Linked DNA regions of Mus musculus: all the other regions are linked to region 1. A link is a loop called in an ENCODE intact Hi-C map of the cell type or tissue named here. Cell type or tissue: left cerebral cortex. All regions are shown on one strand. Links, peaks and the distances in the headings refer to the core of each region. The heading gives the core; the rest is flanking DNA.

What was found. Peaks named below come from ENCODE experiments on the same cell type or tissue, not always from the same donor. Only the 100,000 strongest peaks of a DNase experiment are listed, where the experiment ranks them.
Region 2: it touches region 1 in a loop (2.4-fold over the local background); 4 of 42 quality-filtered maps call a loop at or near these places.
Region 3: it touches region 1 in a loop (3-fold over the local background); 8 of 42 quality-filtered maps call a loop at or near these places.

What each region holds. Positions count from the first base shown.
Region 1 is chr12:111,085,427-111,090,426 of GRCm38, forward strand. All of the region lies in intron 3 of Rcor1 (REST corepressor 1), which reads left to right. Among named protein-coding and RNA genes, the nearest start is that of Rcor1, 49 kb to the left of the region's middle. In left cerebral cortex, for the core only: a CTCF peak has its summit at 3,058 (motif pointing right); DNase peaks (open chromatin) are centred at 2,538, 3,049, 3,448 and 3,805; H3K27ac peaks cover 1,200 bases.
Region 2 is chr12:111,269,326-111,275,593 of GRCm38, forward strand. Amn (amnionless) reads left to right here and starts at 1,771. Exons shown (of 12, transcript NM_033603.3): 1 at 1,771-1,839; 2 at 2,372-2,490; 3 at 2,573-2,617; 4 at 4,818-4,905; 5 at 5,034-5,251; 6 at 5,386-5,523; 7 at 5,629-5,737; 8 at 5,832-5,914; 9 at 6,020-6,167; 10 at 6,247-6,268. The coding sequence starts at 1,797. Gm51960 (a long non-coding RNA gene) reads right to left here and starts at 4,411. Exons shown (of 3, transcript XR_003950150.1): 1 at 3,453-4,411; 2 at 2,495-2,700; 3 at 1-1,890. In left cerebral cortex, for the core only: a CTCF peak has its summit at 3,288 (motif pointing right); DNase peaks (open chromatin) are centred at 3,278, 3,612, 4,928 and 5,376; H3K4me3 peaks cover 1,334 bases.
Region 3 is chr12:111,159,063-111,165,330 of GRCm38, forward strand. It overlaps 4930595D18Rik (RIKEN cDNA 4930595D18 gene), which reads right to left. Exons shown (of 4, transcript NR_130987.1): 3 at 2,697-2,797; 4 at 788-1,317. Among named protein-coding and RNA genes, the nearest start is that of Traf3, 4.2 kb to the right of the region's middle. In left cerebral cortex, for the core only: CTCF peaks have their summits at 3,348 and 6,252 (motif pointing right); DNase peaks (open chromatin) are centred at 1,863, 2,640, 3,363, 3,543 and 4 more places; H3K4me3 peaks cover 1,646 bases; H3K27ac peaks cover 3,462 bases.

The DNA.
Region 1 (5,000 bases), core at 1-5,000:
GTATATGTATATATGTGTGTGTGTATATGTATATATATATATTTTTTTTTAAGGCTAAATAGAATCCATAGGTTAAGGAGCAAATAAGTCATTTCTATTTTAAAGGGGGAAACGGTTGTGAGGGCAAGTTTTAGGTACACAGCTACATTAAGCAGAAAGCAGAGAATAGCCATGTACACCCAAGAGAGCTTGCCTTGCTATGAAGACCTTGCACCTGCAGAGTTGGTGCATCTGTGTAGGGCATCACCACCTTCAGAGCGTGTGGGATGCAGAGCCCACTGCTTTGCTCTGACATCTCCAAGTGTGGCTTTAGTCTGCTAGGAAGCTGCCCTGTGGGTGATGGAATGTACCTACTCCTGGTCCCTAATACGTGCTGTATGAAGAGCTGGGCTAAAATGGAGTGCCTGAAGCTGTCTTCCATGCTGGGCTGCTTTTGCCTGTCAGTGTGTCCCCCCAATCCACCCTCTACATTTGCTTCTCGGCTGCCTCGATAGAATTTGCTTGTCCTTCCTGTCAACAGAGGGGAGTTGCTTTAAGTTTTTACAACAAACATTACTACAGAAACATTCTTTGACCTATTTTTGTGTCTCATCTGCTCAGCTAAAAGTCAGTGCCAAATAATTTTCTAAAGTGGTGAGACTAGTTTACTGTTGCTACCAGAAGAGGATAGAGGGATTTGCTCATGATCCTCTGCGTTACCGCTGGATTTGGATTACGTACTGTAGACAGCCTAGCGGGTGTAACATCCGTTGCTCTTACCCAGGAGTTTTGCTGCTTTTCTTAGGTGTGATAATGACTCTCTGTTTACACTTAAAAAAAAATGCATATGTAAGGATGAAATTAACTGGGATGTACTTTAAATTTGTCAACTATAATGCAATAACTAGCCAGATTGGATTGTGGACAGAGAATAAAGCACTGTTGAAGAATTTAATATACTTTTTTATGATTACATAAAGGACATCTCAGTGTTTAAGAGATTAGACCATAATATGTAAAAAGTTACTGTCAAATGGGTTTGGGGGAAGTACATTACTTACAGACAAGTTTATTTTCATTATTAAAAGTCATTGATAATCCTTCAGCCTACCATATGGATGTTTTTGTTTGGGGAGATTTTGGGGCTCACACATCCTGTGTGTGCATTCTGTGGATACCGTCACATTAGCTCTAAACCAAGTTCCATCCTCAAATACTTATGGGTTTTGTGGGTTTTGTTGTTAATTGTTGTTTTCTAGTCTCCTTCCTATAAATAGCACTTGAGTAGGTTAAAGCATGCTGAAACCCTCACAGGGAAGGACTTCTTTCTTTCTGCAGAGCAGGCTGCCTATATAAGTAATTTAAGACGATTGTAATTAATTGTTTGAGTTACTTCTCTTTTCAACTGTAAGGAGAATTCCACAAGGGCCCAAATAGCTACAGGGAGTAGCACTAGCCATAAAGTAGATCTAAGAAGTCTGTTGGAGGATGGATTCTGATACATACAATAGATAATTTACTATAGACTATCCTGCTGCAGCCTGTGCTGCAAGCTGTTGAAGAGCCTGTTTCTCCAGCAGTGTCCACAGTGTCTGTGCTGAATGAAGAGTAGCTTCACACAAGGTTGCAGCATTGAAAGTGGTAGGATTTGTAAGTCCCCTTGGCCCCCTTCAACATATTCTTAACTTTGTCCCCCATGCCCAGAAGGATCAGGCATAGAGAGGAAGTGACTTGGGTGAAGCAGGTCAGCTTCCTGTAGTATACAGCTTGCTTCACTGCTAGGCCTACAAATACAGGGTTAGACAGGTAAACCACTCAAGGCACTGGGATTCAGAGATGGAAACAGCTTTCCGATTGCCACTATCCTGCCTGCCTAAGACCTAGTTGAAGGTGGCCTTGAAATGAGTCATTTGTAAGGCAGTCTCTAGTCATTAAAAGGAAGTTTGGGGCATGAATGAAATAAATATATCAGGAGCCTGGCAGTGGTGGTACACACCTTTAATCCCAATACTCTGAAAAGCCTGGTCTATAGAGCTCAGTTTCTGGTCAGCCAAAGCTACACAGAGAAACCCTGTCTCGAAAAGCCAACAAACAAAAATACAAATATACGTTAGGCACTGAAGGTGTTGCCTAGAGGCAGAAAATTGATTTAACATAGGAAAGGCCTAGATTTGTTTCTCAGGACTGAGAAAAGAAACATAAAAGGGATTGTGTTCAGTAGGAGAGCACTTGCCTGTCATGGATGGAAGGAACTTCAGGTGTGATTTCTAGCACTGCAAAAAAGAAATGTTGTGACAGAGTTGATTTGATAATTGTTTACACGTGTGTATCTTAAATGTTTTCCTAATACTCTATGAAGGACTGACGAAGAGTCTCATCCTTGTTCTGTAGTCGAGCAAAGGAGTTCAGCTAGCAGTTTCTCAGGAGAAGCCAAGGCTGCTTTCTTTCCATTCTGCTCAAGAATAGAGAGATGACGCACTGTCTTAGTCTATGCCGCCCTCTACCCCACCCTCCCTATTAAAGCCAGGCAGATCTTGAGTCTTTGAATTATTTCGTGCACAGCCAAGTACACACAGTTAATAAGGTTGCTGTGAGTGTTCAGCTCCCTGCTTAGGGACAGGTCTGGAAGAGTTGAAGGGATGTGTGTGTGTCTGACTATTTTGAGACAGGGTCTCACCATGTAGCTCTGGCTGGTCCGGAATTCACAGTGACGTCCAAACTGGCCGCATAGAGACTCACCTGCCTCCTGAGGGCTGAGGGTAAAGGTGTGCCTGGTCTGCTCACTCTTACACTGATATGCAAATGTGAGTTCTGGAAAAGAGGACAGAATTATCCAGTTACAGAGAAGTACACTTAAGACCTGAAGAGAACTTAGCCTCCTGCGCTGTGCGCTGGGATGGAGCAGTCATCTCTTGTCTCTCCATGGTGGTCTTCACTGGTGGCTGGGGAATGGGCACGCACGCAGTGGGAATAGTAACAAACAGCATAGTTATCTTGTTTCTGACTTGCCTTCTCTTGTTCCTTCAAGATAGTCAGGGTTCAGATGTTGGCTGTAGTAATGTCTTTGTCCACCAGGTGGCAGAACTGTTGTACGTAAATGTTCCTTTTGCTTCTATGTGAGTCTTAGGGATAACTTCTTTCATAATAATAAAAGGAAATGCCATGGTCTTTTTTTTTTTATCATACTCCATTGTTCTGGGGATTGAACCCAGAACCTTGTGCACACCAGGCATAACGCTCTACTGAGCAGCATCTCCAATCTTGTTATTACATTCTTTAGAAATGTTTGGCAGTCTCAATTTTAAGCCATGACAGAAATTACTGTAGTGTTTCCTTTGCAGTACCTAGTGCCACTGCAAACCGTTATAGTCTTTTTCTAAGCTCCATTAAGACCATAAGCTTTGTCCTCAGCCTGCCTTATGGTCTGAGCCTCCTACTCTGTAACCGACTCAGGATGACAGTTTCTGAATCTGCAGTGTCTGGGGGAGGGAAGGGTGAATTGGTTACCATAGCAGCTTTCATCTGTTCTTTCTTTTGCAATTGAATTTGAAACTCTTGCTACTCTAAGGACTTTGTTTCATTGGGTTAAAAATATTAACATAGAAACAAAGCGCAAGCCAAGGCATATTTTGTTACTTGCCTTTGGCCTCTATCACATTCCTTTGATCATGCTGTATTTTACTCTGTTCAAGCTACACCAAATAGTGAGTGAGTACTGCAACCCTAAAAAGCCATGGATTAATACAGTCTCTGTTTTATGATCACAGTGGTGCAGATCTGTCACCATCAGAGTTAATATCAGGTGGTTCTCCAGGCCTGTTTGGATATAATTGTCAAGTAAACAGCCCTGCACTGCGCCATGGTGGTGATGTCAGCGCAGACGGAGTCTGCCCAGTGCTGAGTCTGAGGCTTCTGACCTGCAGGCGGGTGTCAGTGGGAGTAGTCAGTCAGCGACAGGCCTCTCCTCTCCCAAGCGTGGGCAGGATGCCCTGGGGACAGAGCCACTGTGCTGCTGCTTAAGCTGTGTGACCTCTGTGGACCTCCTGCCTTGGTCCCCAAGAGGTTCTGCACAGGACCCCTCAGCCCCTTACAGAGACAGACACGGACTCTCCCCTGGAGAGATCCTCAGGGGACTTGTGTTTCTCCTGAGCCATTTCATTTCCTTTAAGCTCCTGTAAGCTTTTGTTCTTATGAGAGCAGAGTTGATTTTCTTAGGCGGAAAGTTTATTTTCATGGAAGGGCTTTTAACCATGAGGGAGTTTTTAGCTAATGCATATCTCCCATTTCATCGCTTGTACCAAATGCTGTCCTGTGCAAAGTAGGGTGGGGGGTAGGTGTCCACCTCTCTCAGAAAATCAGAGAAGTGAGGACCAGGTAGTGTAGCAGAGAGGCCTACCAAAATTAGTATTTGTGTAACTAACTCCGAAGAACATTTCAAGAAAAGCAAGAAGAGTGGATGCCCGTGGCTGATGTTCCCAGTTAGGCGACCGAGCTCTGCTGGGGACAGTGGACACTCAGTGTTCAAAACAAATTACAGTTGGGGTCTCTGGGTTTAAGACGAGCCTGGCCTACATACATAGCAAGTTCTAGGACATCCAGGGCTACGTAGAGAGACACTGTCACAAACAAATAGATGAAAAAGGAAAGGAAAGGAAAGGAAAGGAAAGGAAAGGAAAGGAAAGGAAAGGCAAGGCAAGGCAAGGCTAGGTTGGTGGACATGAGAGCGGAGCAACTCTGTCTTCATGGTAGCTGGCATTGGCTGGTTTGGGAAACTTGGCTGCTCTCTAGGCACACTACCTTGAACAACTGCACTTTAGTTTTAATTATTTAAATTTTGGGTGTGTATATTCACACTGTTGCAGGTGTAGAGGTCAGAGGGAAGCTTGCTGCATTGACCCTCTCCTTGTTCCAGGGTTCATGTGTGTGTGAGGACTGGCAATGAGTGCTTCTTTTTACCTCAAAGCCACCTTGCCAGACCACATTTTAATTTTTTAAAGCCCAGTCCTTTGGGTCACAGTCTT
Region 2 (6,268 bases), core at 1,269-6,268, 190 kb after region 1:
GACTGACTGCCCTTCCCATGTGACCACCATGGGGACACCCACCTAGCACTTGTGTCCCATGGGTCAAACTGGCTCAACAGTGAAAGCCAGAGCCCAGTCTGTGACAGTGCTTCCTCTTCAGGAATAAAACAACAGACAAGAAGAATGTGACCTCCAAGAGTCTCCTTTGTGCCTGACCTAGCTGGAGGCCAAGAGCAAACTTCCCTCAACACTTAATTCCTGCCTCTGTACAATCCCTCCAACTCTGCCTCCCATCACCCGCACATCCGTCCACCATTCACAAGTGTACCATCACCAGACAGACGTCACAGCATCCATCCATCCGTTACCACAAACTTGACCCCAAGGTGATTCCTCTAACACCCCTACTGTGGCAAAACACCTGGCAAAGGTGGCCTCAGGAAAGAAAAGTGTGTTTGGGCTTACAGTTGGAGGAGACGGCAGGGAGGGCATGAGGCGGCTGGTCATACTGGTATGTCATACACATCGCGCTGTGGTATGGCTCAGGAAGCAGAGAGGAAGACTTTCCACAGTCAGTGCAGGTCTGGCCCGATCAGTGTCTGGAGAGACCTTCACAGCCACAGCCAGAGGTGTGTCTGGGGTGAACCTGCTAAGCTGGCTGTGAAGTCACACCATGCAACCCACCAACCAAACCTCATCTGCCCACAGTTCACCCACACTCCTCCCTGGTATCTTCTTCAGGCATCCATTTTTGCCCCACAGGGACATGTGACTGGGCGGGGCTGGATGACAAGAGACAACTCCCGAGTGACATGTTGACCTCTGGGCTGGGAAGCTTCTTGCCTGGGGTAGCCTCTCATTACCCCGTTTGCCCGATCTCCATCCTCTTTCCGGCCCTGCCAAGGGACCCGCCTCATCTACTGTCTGTTTCCACTCATCCCACATAAAATCTGTTACCTCTCCTCGACCTTCCTGTTACCTCAGCCAACACTCCTTGCAGATGGACCCCACCAGCATCTTCACCCCACTTTCCCAGCATCCTCAGTCTGCCATCCACCAGACATCCCTTCCGGTCCACTCTTCCCCCCCACACACACAACCTAGTCATGTCTACAGCTGCCATCACTCCCACCCAGCCACCACCCACTGTCCCCTACCCACTCATCCACAGCTATCAGTGAGCCACCCTCTACCATTAGCCCAGTCACTCTCCAGCCACTGTCATCCCCATTGCTATCAGGAATTTAACATCCAACACCAGGTGCCACTGTCAATGATGTACTCACAGAAGCCCTCCTCAAGCCACTGCCACCACCGTTTGGTGACTGGCCCACCCGTCATTTCTCTCACTGGTGATTCTCCATTCATCGTGCACCCTGCCTGTCACCTCTAACCTGCCTTCATGGCCAGCCTACCCAGGCACGTCACTCTCTGCCTTAGCTCTCTTTGTTCTCTTCCAGGACCTTCACGCGCCTTTGACATCCCTTCCGGTCTGTTCTGCAACCCACACAATCCCTGCAGAGCACACACCCAGGCTAAGACTTCAGGCCTGGAGAAGATGGGCAAAGATGGCTGAGTTCCAGGGTTCTTGGCCACCTCCACACCGTGTCACCGGGAAAGTCAGGACGACACCCTCTTATTGGGTACCCAGGGTCCTGGGTCCTAAAGGGCAGATGCTAAAGCCGCTGAGAAGATTCCTCCAAGGGCCCTCAGGAGACAGCTGGGCGATCCCAAGGTAAATGTGTAACATCTGGGCGCCCCCTGTCCCTCAGCCCCGCCCGGTCACGTGGGGCCCTCGGAGCGAAGTCCGCATCTGTGAGAGCCTCGGCGGAGAGATGGGTGCTCTGGGCCGGGTCCTGCTGTGGCTGCAGCTCTGTGGTAGGCCCCGTGTCCCCCTGGGTCTGGACCTTGATTGAGGCTGAGGTTTCTCTAGGAAGGGTCGCGATCGCAGGAGAGGTTGGGATATGGAGGTGGCGTTGGCAGCCTGCCTCAATTTCCCGGTCCTCTGGCGTGGGTTGGTAAAGTTTCCAAAGCCCAGGAAGTGGAGAAACCGCAGCCTATTCCCGTGGACCTCCCAGCCCCTGGCGCCTCCTCTGTGCACAATCGGGACAGGGTCGCCAACTCCGGGCTCTGGGACCCCTCTCTGCCCCAGTGAGCTTCCCGCCAGAGCTCTTTCCTAAGGGCCGATTCCCCTCCGACCCCCCCCCCCCCGGGCAGTCAGAGTGCTGTGAATAGAGACGACGTTCCGAGGGAGGAGAAGGGCATGTTTGCGCGGGTTCTGTAGATCAGCTAAGAGTGCGCCTGAGAACGCCGCGGTGGGGCCTGACCGCCTTGCGCTGTGTGCACCTCTGCCGCGCCTCTTTGGAAAGTCGCCTTCCCAGAAGGCGACACTCAGCCTTCCTTTCTTTAGCAATGACTCGGGCCGCCTACAAACTTTGGGTCCCCAATACCTCCTTCGATACTGCCTCCAACTGGAACCAGAACCGGACCCCGTGCGCGGGAGATGCGGTTCAGTTCCCGGCGGACAAGGTACCTTGGTGGGGGGTTGAGGGGATGAACTGGAGGTGGGGAGGTCGGTCAGCCTCGCGCCTAACGCCACCTCTTGCTGCAGATGGTGTCGGTCCTGGTACGAGACAGTCACGCCATCTCGGATATGGTAAGGCTCGGGGCTGTGGCCTCAGCGGGCATGGCTGGCCCTGGGTCGTGCGCCGCCATGGAGCCTCTGGGTAGAGACAATCTCTGGGAAAGGACATCAGAGAGTACGTGGGGTCTCCCAGTCCAGCTCCACTGTCCCCTCCCCCACAGTATCTAAGTGCAGGGTGGGCTCTGGGAAACGTGCCTGCCCTTCCCTTCCTGGAGGCCATGTTAACAAGCTACCAGTGGCCCAGCTAGCCGGAGGGTGAGGAGCAAGAGGTTAAACAGCCCCTGCCTCCCCTCATGCTAAGGCTATGTGCTTTATAAATAAAGGCTGATGGTCCCGAGACCCTAGTTCAGACCCTGTGGTTGGAGCTAAGAATGAACTCTCTCTCTCTCTTCCTTTCTTCCTTAATTCCTTTTCTTTTGGTTTTTCTAGACTGTGTTTCTCTGTGTAGCTCTGGCTGTCCTGAAACTCACTCCGTAGACCAGGCTGGCCTCGAACTCAGAAATCCGCCTGCCTCTGCCTCCCAAGTGCTGGGATTAAAGGCGTGCGCCACCACGCCTGGCTCTTCCTTTTGCTAATTTCCTAACGGGATGACATGGGAGTTCCACCTTCTGTTCCAATTCTCCAAAAAAAGACTAGCATCCTCCAAGCAACTTGTGCACGCAGAACCACTAGAGGCCAGAAGGGGGCGCCAGATCACAGCCGGTTGTGAGCCACCATGTGGACCGGGAGCCTGCATTCTTTGTAAGAGCAGTCTTGAACCTTAACCAGTGGGCCATGGCTCCAGCCATTTATTGTCTGTTCATATCTTGGAAGCTGGGATAGTCTCTGTCTTTGATATCAAGCATACCTGCATGTGTGGATTAGGTTCTGCTTGCTGGCGCTTCCGCTGAAGTCTGCTTTCCCAAGCTCAGGTCTGGAAAGCTCTCCCCATTGTTTCATGTCTCTGCCTCAGCCTCCCTCAGACAGTAATTTGGTACTTGGATGTCCACCCTTCCCCTGGACTCCTCTGCCGTCTTCTGTGGAGCCTGGATGTGGCCACCTGTCACTGAACACCCACAGCTAGACCAGGCCTGGTGTTTATCTACTAGTGCTAGGTCCCTAGTGGGGTAGCTTTCTACAATCTCGTCTTATTTCCTCTTCCGTTCTGTTCGTTTATTGTGATGCTAGGGACAGAACCCAGGGTCTCACAAATGCTAGGTAGGTAGGTGTTCCATCCCCGAGTTCTACCCCAGCCCTGTTCTTTATAAGAATACATTCCATTCACATGGTGTGTGTGTGTGTGTGTGTGTGTGTGTGTGTGTGTGTGTGTGAGAGAGAGAGAGAGAGAGAGAGAGAGAGAGAGCGCCCATCCTGAGGTGCCACTGTGCTTACAATACATCATGTCTGTTCCCACCCGTGGGTGGAGTCCCTTGGCGTGGGTGTACCTGGCCTATGTCATCTCCTCTGTCTAGGGTGAGCCTTTGGACAGGTCTGAAGCTCTAGCAAGGCCAAGTGGGGACAAGAGCCTGGGCTGTGGGTGATGACTGGTACCTGATGGCCCTGTGAGGAGCAGCTCCCGTGGCCCCGTCTCCCTAAGCTCTGGGACAAAGATGGAGGGATGAGGTCCCGAGGCTTGGGGAACCAGGAAATAGTGTCGGATCAGTCTTTCCCTTCCGCACAGCACAGTCCTAGCTCAGAACTGGATTTGAACGGTGAGATGATCCCGTAGTGGAGCCTCGAAACTAGCTAAAATCACTCTTAGATGTCCTTCCTTCTCCTGCGTCCCTCTCTCTGAAACTGAAGCCGCTTCCCCAGTGGCAAATGGATATATTTTAAAGTCTGGCTTCTAAGACCCGGGAGACCTTGTCTTATACTTTCTCCAAGTGATGGGTGCTGGCAATGTCACCTCCCGCCCCAAGTGCTCCATGGATTCCCAGGCTCTCAGCTGTGCCCTGCTCCTTAGCGTCAGATGTGATCCTCCAAGTCGCCTCTACAGCTCAGTTGGGGGTCCTTTCGCCCTGGCTCATGTGCCCGGTGTGCCTTCTCTTTTCTTTCCCTGGTGAGACCTAGCTGGGTTTCCTGTTAGCCTCAGCCACGTTAAGGTTCCCGGGCCCTGACTTCACTTAGCTCCCCACCAAGGTCGCAGCTTGGGTTTTCCCTTGTGCCCTGGAGGTGTTAGTTGGTCGAAGTGCGTGCCCGGACCATGCGCCACCTCACCCTGCGCTTTCCACAGCTCCTGCCTCTGGACGGGGAGTTGGTCCTGGCCTCGGGAGCTGCACTCAGCGCTGCAGGAGGCGACTCGGACCCAGCTTGTAACCCTGGTGAGAAAGATGGGCATGGCTCGGAACCCCGCTCTCGGGGCGTGGTTAGAGGGGCGGGGCTTATAGAATGCGGGGCGCGGGAGCACTAGGCGGAGCAGGTCTCAGTGGGTTGGTGCGCGGTGACACAGGCGCCCCGTTGCTCTTCCGCAATCCCGATCGCTTCTCCTGGCTTGACCCGCACCTCTGGAGCTCCGGGACTCAGGCGCCCGGGCTCTTCTCCGTGGACGCCGAGCGCGTGCCCTGCAGCTACGACGACGTCCTCTTCCCGCGCGATGGATCTTTCCGCGTGGCGCTTGGCCCAGGCCCCAACCCGGTGCACGTTCGCAGCGTCTCGGCAGTGGGCCAGGTGAGCAGGCACGGGAGGGCTGGGGTCCCATCCCCTGTGCGCGTCCCCGCGGCACCCTGCAGCTGCGCGCGTGGGCCCGCGCACTCAGACTCTCTCCTCGCTCTCCTGGCCGCTGGTGATGCCACCACCCGCAGACGTTCTCGCGCGACGAGGACCTGACTGCTTTCCTGGCGTCCCGCGAGGGCCGCCTGCGCTTCCACGGGTCGGGCGCGCTGAGAGTGGGGTCCCAAGCTTGCACCGACGCGTCGGGCTGCGTCTGTGGCAACGCCGAGGTGAGTGAGTCTTGACCGGGCACAGCGCGAGGGCCGGCCCCGGCCACGCTGAGGCGCGTGGCTGCCGCTGCGCTTTCCTGCGTTCACCTCCGTGCCCCCACCCAGATGCTGCCGTGGATCTGCGCGTCTCTGCTGCAGCCCTTGGGCGGCCGCTGTCCCCAGGCCGCCTGCCAGGACCCCCTACTGCCTCAAGGACAATGCTGTGACCTCTGCGGTGAGCGTCCCCCTCCCGCCGCCCTGGAACGCGCTTCCGGTGGGCTTCCCTCTCCTGCTGGGGTCCGTGACGTTAACCTGTCCTCCTGTCCCAGGAGCTATCGTGTCGTTGACCCACGACCCCACATTTGACCTGGAGCGGTACCGAGCGCGGCTGCTGGACCTCTTCCTGAAGCAGGTAAGGAAGCCACACGCCGGGGGCCGGCTGCTGGCAGCTGAGCCCCGACTCTACCGTCCCGCTTGGTCGGATGACAGAGTCCGGACCAACCCCCTCCCTCCGCAGCCCCAGTACCAGGGCCTGCAGGTGGCTGTGTCCAAGGTGCTGCGCGACGCCCACACCGAGATCCAGGTGGTGCTGGTGGAGACCGAGCACGCGACCGGCGCGGCGGGGCAGCTGGGCCACGCGCTCCTCCAGGACGCGGTGGCACAAGGTGAGTCCGCCCCTCCGCGCCCTCCCTCCCCTCACTGACCCCGGGGTTCCCGGGCCCCGCTGAGTCCGTCTCCTTGCAGGCAGCGTGCTCGGTATCGTGTC
Region 3 (6,268 bases), core at 1,269-6,268, 75 kb after region 1:
GAACTCACAGAGATCTGCTTGCCTCTGCCTTCTGAGTCCTGGGATTAGAAACGTGTGCCACCACTAACTGGCCCAGGTGTGAGCTTTTAAACTATATGATTTCATAGACCTCATTCCCATGACAGTTGGGTTTTATGTACAGTCTGGTGGCCTGCAGGCTTCTTCATTAGGACCCACAGTGAGAGCTGCATCTCTGGATGCTTAAACATACCCATGTATATCATGCTGAAGCAAAGCTGGAGGTTCTTCCTGGAGTTCACCCTCCTCCTCCTCCTCCCCCTCCTCCTCCTCCCCCTCCTCCTCCCCCCCCCCTCCTCCTCCTCCTCCCCCTCCTCCCCCTCCTCCTCCTCCTCCTCCTCCTTCTCTTCCTCCTCCTCCTCTTCCTCTTCTTCCTTCTCCTCCTCCTCCTTCTCCTCCTCCTCCCCCTCCTTCTCCTCCTCCTCCTCTTCCTCCTCCTCCTTCTCTTCCTCCTCCTCCTCCCCCTCCTCCTCCTCCTCCTCCCCCTCCTCCTTCTCCTCCCCCTCCTCCTCCCCCTCTTCCTCCTCCTCCTCCTCCTCCCCCCCTCCTCCTCCTCCTCCCCCTATTTCTTCTCTTTCTCCTCCTCCTTCTAAAGATGCTGGTCACACCCACTTAACTGATGGCCTTTGGACAGTTTGGAAAACATCGTGTGGATGGTGAGGGGCTGGGACATTTGGGACGCCTTCCTGTGGCTGAGCTGAGGCCTGTGGGGCAGAAGTTCTTCAGAAGGTGCTCTTGAGTGAACAGATGACACAGATCAGTCAGCTTAGCAGGGCAAAGGGTGAGAAAGCTCATGCCACACCCCAGGGCTGCCTCTGACATTTCAAGGCAGCTGTAATTTTTGTTTACATCAACCGATCCTGCTGGCCTTGAGTTACCACCATCCTTCCCACCTAGGGAAGCCAGGCTGGTCCCTTCTGAAGTAACAGGGCACTGTTTAGATTCTAAGTGTCCCCAGTGCAGGCCTGTGGCATGGTGGCTGCAGGGTCCTTACCAGAGAGGGCTTCCCCTCACAGCTCCCAAGGGGCAGGGTGGGGCTCACCGGCATATTTCCGCTGTGCAAGAGGGGAAACCCGGGCCCCGGAGATCAAGTGCCTTCCTAAGATCTCACAGTTACTCATGAGCTAACTTCTGCTTTCTCAGTCCTGCTCTAGAATTCTTCTGTTCCATTCTTAATTTGCTTCTCTGTCACTGCATTAGAGCCCAGACGGAAACCACGTGGGAGAGGAGACGGCTTATTTAGCTTCCACGTTCCCATCACAGCTGAGGGACATCAGGACGGGAGCTCAAGGTGGGAACCTAGAAGCAGGAGTGAAGCAGAGACTGTGGAAGAATACTGCTGACTTACTGGCTTGTCCAGCAACCCTTAGGGGGCTGTATCCCCCCCTCCCCATGTCATCAGGAGTCAAGAAAATACCTCAGAGCCATGCTCACAGGCCAGTCTGATGGAGGCAATTCCTCAACTGAGACTGCCTTTGCCCAGGTGTGTCTAAGCTGTGTCCAGTTGACAAAAATCCTCTCTCTCTCTCTCTCTCTCTCTCTCTCTCTCTCCTGGCAGGGTTTCTTTGTGTAGTTCTGGCTGTCCTAGAACTCCATCTGTAGACCAGGCTGGCTTGGAACTCGGAAATCAGCCTGCCTCTACCTTCTGAGGATTAAAGGCGTGTGTTATTTTTATAAAACCACTGGCTATGTCTGCCTTTTAAAGAAAACACTTCACTGAAATGTTCTGGGAGGCTTTAGCTAGAGAAACCTGGTCTTTGCAAAGACCTGTAATCCCAGCACTCAAGTTGAAGGATCAGGAGAGCAAGGTCAGATTCAGCTTGGTAGGGGCAGCCAGGAAAGGTACTTGTGGATGTCAGAGACCCACCAAGCCAAATGTTGTAATCCCATCCCAGCACCCCTTGGCACGATGGGAGGCAGGAGGAAGAAGCACGTGGACACTGGCATATGCCATACTCTCCTGGAGTATACCAGGCAAAGGCAGCATCATACGAACCTTCCTCAACAAGGTCCAAAGCAAGAGCCGATTCTCGAAAGCTGTCCTATGACCTCCACGTGTGTGCTATAACACATGCCACATGCCGAAGGCATGAAGCCACTGAGTCAGAGGTGCAACCTGGGGGAAAGGTTCTGAGATGCCAGCCAGCCTGGGTCCTGCCGGATGGTCGGGGCGGGGGGTGGGGGGAGGGCTCGCAGCCAAGCTGACCACTGTGGCCACTGAAGGTGAAGGCCACCCAGCCGAGGGCCGTGGCGGGATTGTTTGGCTCATGGGCCCTGTGTTCAGGACTCTCAGATCCCGAGCTATGGGTTCTTTCTCCTATAGCTCTGAGGTAGACTCCTTTTTTAAGCTGGCACAGAGGTCTCCATGGCACTTGGAGTCTAAACTAAAAACACAACATGCATATCTGGCATGCACAAAACCTTGGGTTTGATCTCAGCACCCAAACCAAAACAGAACAGAAGACATCACACAACGTAGGTAGGCGAGGTCTGCCATCAGGTATCTACTGTGGGTTTCAGACGCCCACCAGGTCAGCTATCAAAGAACAGCTTCATCCCCTCTCCCCTGGCTTATAGGAAGGGCCTAAGGGCTTCCAGTGTAGAGATGAGTTCTAGATGCACAGTCCTGTCAAGAAGAATTTGCCTCCTTCCTGAAGGCTCTAGATGCTGGGCCATACCTGTGTCTGTCTGCAGCTCCTCTGCCCCGCAGTTTCCAGAGCTGACTTCTTGTGACATAGTTAGATAATGTGTCATTGTTGTTCCAGTTTGCTGTGTGTATCTATCGAACGGAGGAAAAGAGTGTAAGTTGATTTTAATGGACTACAAGCTGTTATTTAATCTTGGCAGTGGATACCGGCAGGGCATCCCATACCAGAGGGAAATCAAAGGCCGGTCCATAACCTGCAGGGCCTGGCATCCTTGGCTCCTCCTCTCCTCTCCTCTCCCCTGGAGTTGCCCCCACTCCTGGCTGTAGTCACACTGGCCTCCCTGAGTGCTCACTGACCTCAAGGCCTTTGCTTTTCATGCCGCAGTCCACATGGTACCTTGCCCCTTTTCCTTCCGGTCCATATTCTGCCTCCTAATCTGCCTTTCCCCTGACCCTTGCTCAGGCTTCCTCTCCCTTGCCTTCCCTCGGTCCCTCAGTTTCCCTTGCTATAGATCAACCTGTGGTTGATTTATTTCCGTTTCTACCCACTAGATGGTAAGCTCAACGGAACGGGAACATCCTTGGCTTTGTGCTAGCAGGACTGAAGGGATGCCAAGCCGCTCACTGCTTGCTCCCTCGGCAAGCAGGTCTGGGCAGACGTTTGGAAGAGGAGGTGGGCGAGGGTTCTTCCCTCTGCATCCATGTGGCGTTCAAGCTTTAAAGATGAGGGAGCATGCCATTTCCCAGTGTTTTCAGGAAGATAGGATGTCGCATTGCCTAGGATTAGAATGATTCTTACTATTTCTAGACACTCCCCCCCACCCCCACCCCCGGGATGGAGTAGCTCCACCCACCTTGCTTCCTTGGCTGCTGCTGTGTGGGAGGAGCTCTGCCGTCTACTGGACTATTCCAGCAGCCATTGGCTTTTGTTTGCTAAGGGTTCGGGAAAATCAAAGGAACCAGCCTGTGGGTCGGGGAGGGGACTAACCAGCATCGAGGGAAAGATGGCCTCTGGGATCAGACCGAAGGCATAGATAGATCAATCCGTGTTGCCCTTTGTCTCCTGGGGTTTGCTGTGTGGGGCTTGCAAATAATGCCCCTGCTTCCCGTGACATTCACTGAAGAGCCCTTTTTCTTGGAAGAGCTGTGGAGTGGGATGTATCTTCAGGAAACGTTAAAGATAGGGGCTGAGTCAAAACTACCAGGTGGAGAAAGACCACGTCAGGACTCTCTTTCCCTTGTACAATTTCAGGCAAGTGTTTGAGAAAGCACAGATGGTATGTGCATGTGTGCACATGTGCACACAAGAATCCTGGGATGAATCCCTTAAAATGAGAACACTTTTGTTTCCTGATTGGCCTACAGAGATGAGAAAAAAAAAAAAAAAAAAAAAGGAAAGGAACTGTGTATGTGGCCCATTTCCAACCTCCTATGTCCCCCATTCCCCACTGCCCTCCATCTCCTCAGCATGATATAGACCTGGGAATGTGCTCTGTCACCCTTAGGCCTCTCTGTGTCTCCTGTGTGAACTGTCCTGACCTGTAGCCCACTTCTTTGATAGTGTGACTCTTCTGTGCAGGAGTCCACTGAGGGACAGGACTGGGCAGGAACGGGACGCAGTGTCACCTCAAAGCTGGGACCCTTCTACCATCATCAGCATCTTTTAGTCAAAAGATGTTGTATTGGACTTGTGGCCACGAATCTCCAGTAAGTTTAGACATCATGATCAGCATTTAAAAAATAAAAATAAAAATAGATAAAAATAAAATTGGGAGCTGAGCTGGCTTAGTGGTGAAGGCACTCGATTCCGATCCTTTTGACTTGAATTTGATTGCCAGGTCTTACATGGTAGAAGAAAAGGATAGACTCTTGTGAATTGTTCTTTAACTTCCACAAGTGTGCCCCACCTCAAATAAAAATAACTAAAAGTATAATAAAAATAAGTAATAGAAGCTACATAGTGAGCGTGAGGCCAGCCTTGGTTACAGAAGACAGAGAGAGAGAGAGAGAGAGAGAGAGAGAGAGAGAGAACTCCAGAGAGACCCAAGCTTGCTAGGGAGCAGTGGAATTTGCCTGTAATCCTAGCATTTGGGAAGGTGAGAATTTCAAGTTTGAGGCTCTCTTGGTCTACATAGTGGAACCCTGTATTAAAATTAATAGCTAGATAGGGCCAGCAAGCTGGCTCAGTAGGTGTGGATGCTTGCTGTGAAGCCGGGCAATCTGAGTTTGATCCCAGTGACCCACAAGGCAGAGGGAGGTAACTGACTTTTGTCCTCTGACCGCCACACTTAATCATGATGTGTGTTCCCATATGCACAGTGTACACACACACACACACACACACACACACACACACTGGATACATAAGTAACTAAAATCATTTAAACATTAACAAGTAGACCAGAATAATCAGAGCACATTACATGTTTGGGATTAAGTATTGATGAATATGTGGGTGTGTATCACATATTCAACAGGTTTGAAAGCTACTTGCTGAGAAGTCTTACTGAAACTATAATTTTGCTGTGTGTCTCTCCTTTGCTAGTATTTAATGTTTTAGTGAGCGAAATGTCAGCTCACTTCAGCACACATCTGCCCTGCAGGGGCAGGTGGCTTCTGCTCCTGGAGCTGTCATTTGAGGCACTGGGAGGGGCCTGATGACACCTGTTCACAGGCCTGAAGCCCCCGACACCATGCGACGAATACTTTTCCTCTTAGCACAACAGATGGGAGCGGCTTTCTGGACAGTTGCATTTCGGTGAGTCATCACGAGACCTGCATGCATCCTAAAATGCAGCAAACTGAGCATGAGAGGCCACATAAATTCCTGAGAGAAATTTCTTTGTCCAGAAACAGTGTCGGCGTGTTGTTCAGCGTTGCCATAGGGAACAGCCAGCTTTGCTTTTGAAATGCCCAGAGCAGAGCCCTCTGATTGGTTCTCCGTACTGCTCATCACTTCTGCCCAGCAACTGGCGCTGCGGTGGCCAGAAACCCGCCCCCAAAGCCCTGGCTCTGATGGGGCAAACTTCTTTATGCTGCCCTCTGTGTTTCCCCAAAACAGGGGGTCTGGAGCTGCTAAATGGGAGAAGAAGGGCTCGGGGTGGGGGAGCAGCAGCTGGTCTCACCCGTAGAGAGCTCCACGCGGCTGGACTCTACCCACTCATTCTGAAGAAGGCTTACTAGTGCTTTGGCAGAGAATAAAAGGAGCCACGCAGCCATAGGAAGCCCCACGCACAGGTCTTTGTACCTTCTGCCTGGTGGCTTATTTGAAAAGAGTCCAAATAGTGCAGCCTAGAGAAGGAAGCCTTTCTGGATTTGGGCAGTTTTCCTTGTGCCGTGAAAGGCGTGTGAGAAAGGTGCCCTGGACAGGGCTGGGGTCGAACAGTAGAGGTCTGAGAACACGGTTAAAGAAGGCAGGGGCACTCTGAGCATTCCGGGCCATTAAAGACACCCACGAGGGGAAAGGGGCTAATAGTGAGCTCCAGGGTCCTCATAGATGGGACTGTCGTTCTAGCACTGTTGCCTTGGGGAACCCTGGATCTGACCTGACTCTGAACTCAGAACTGTGGCCTGTGGCCCAGATGAGGGCGCCACTGGCCTAGC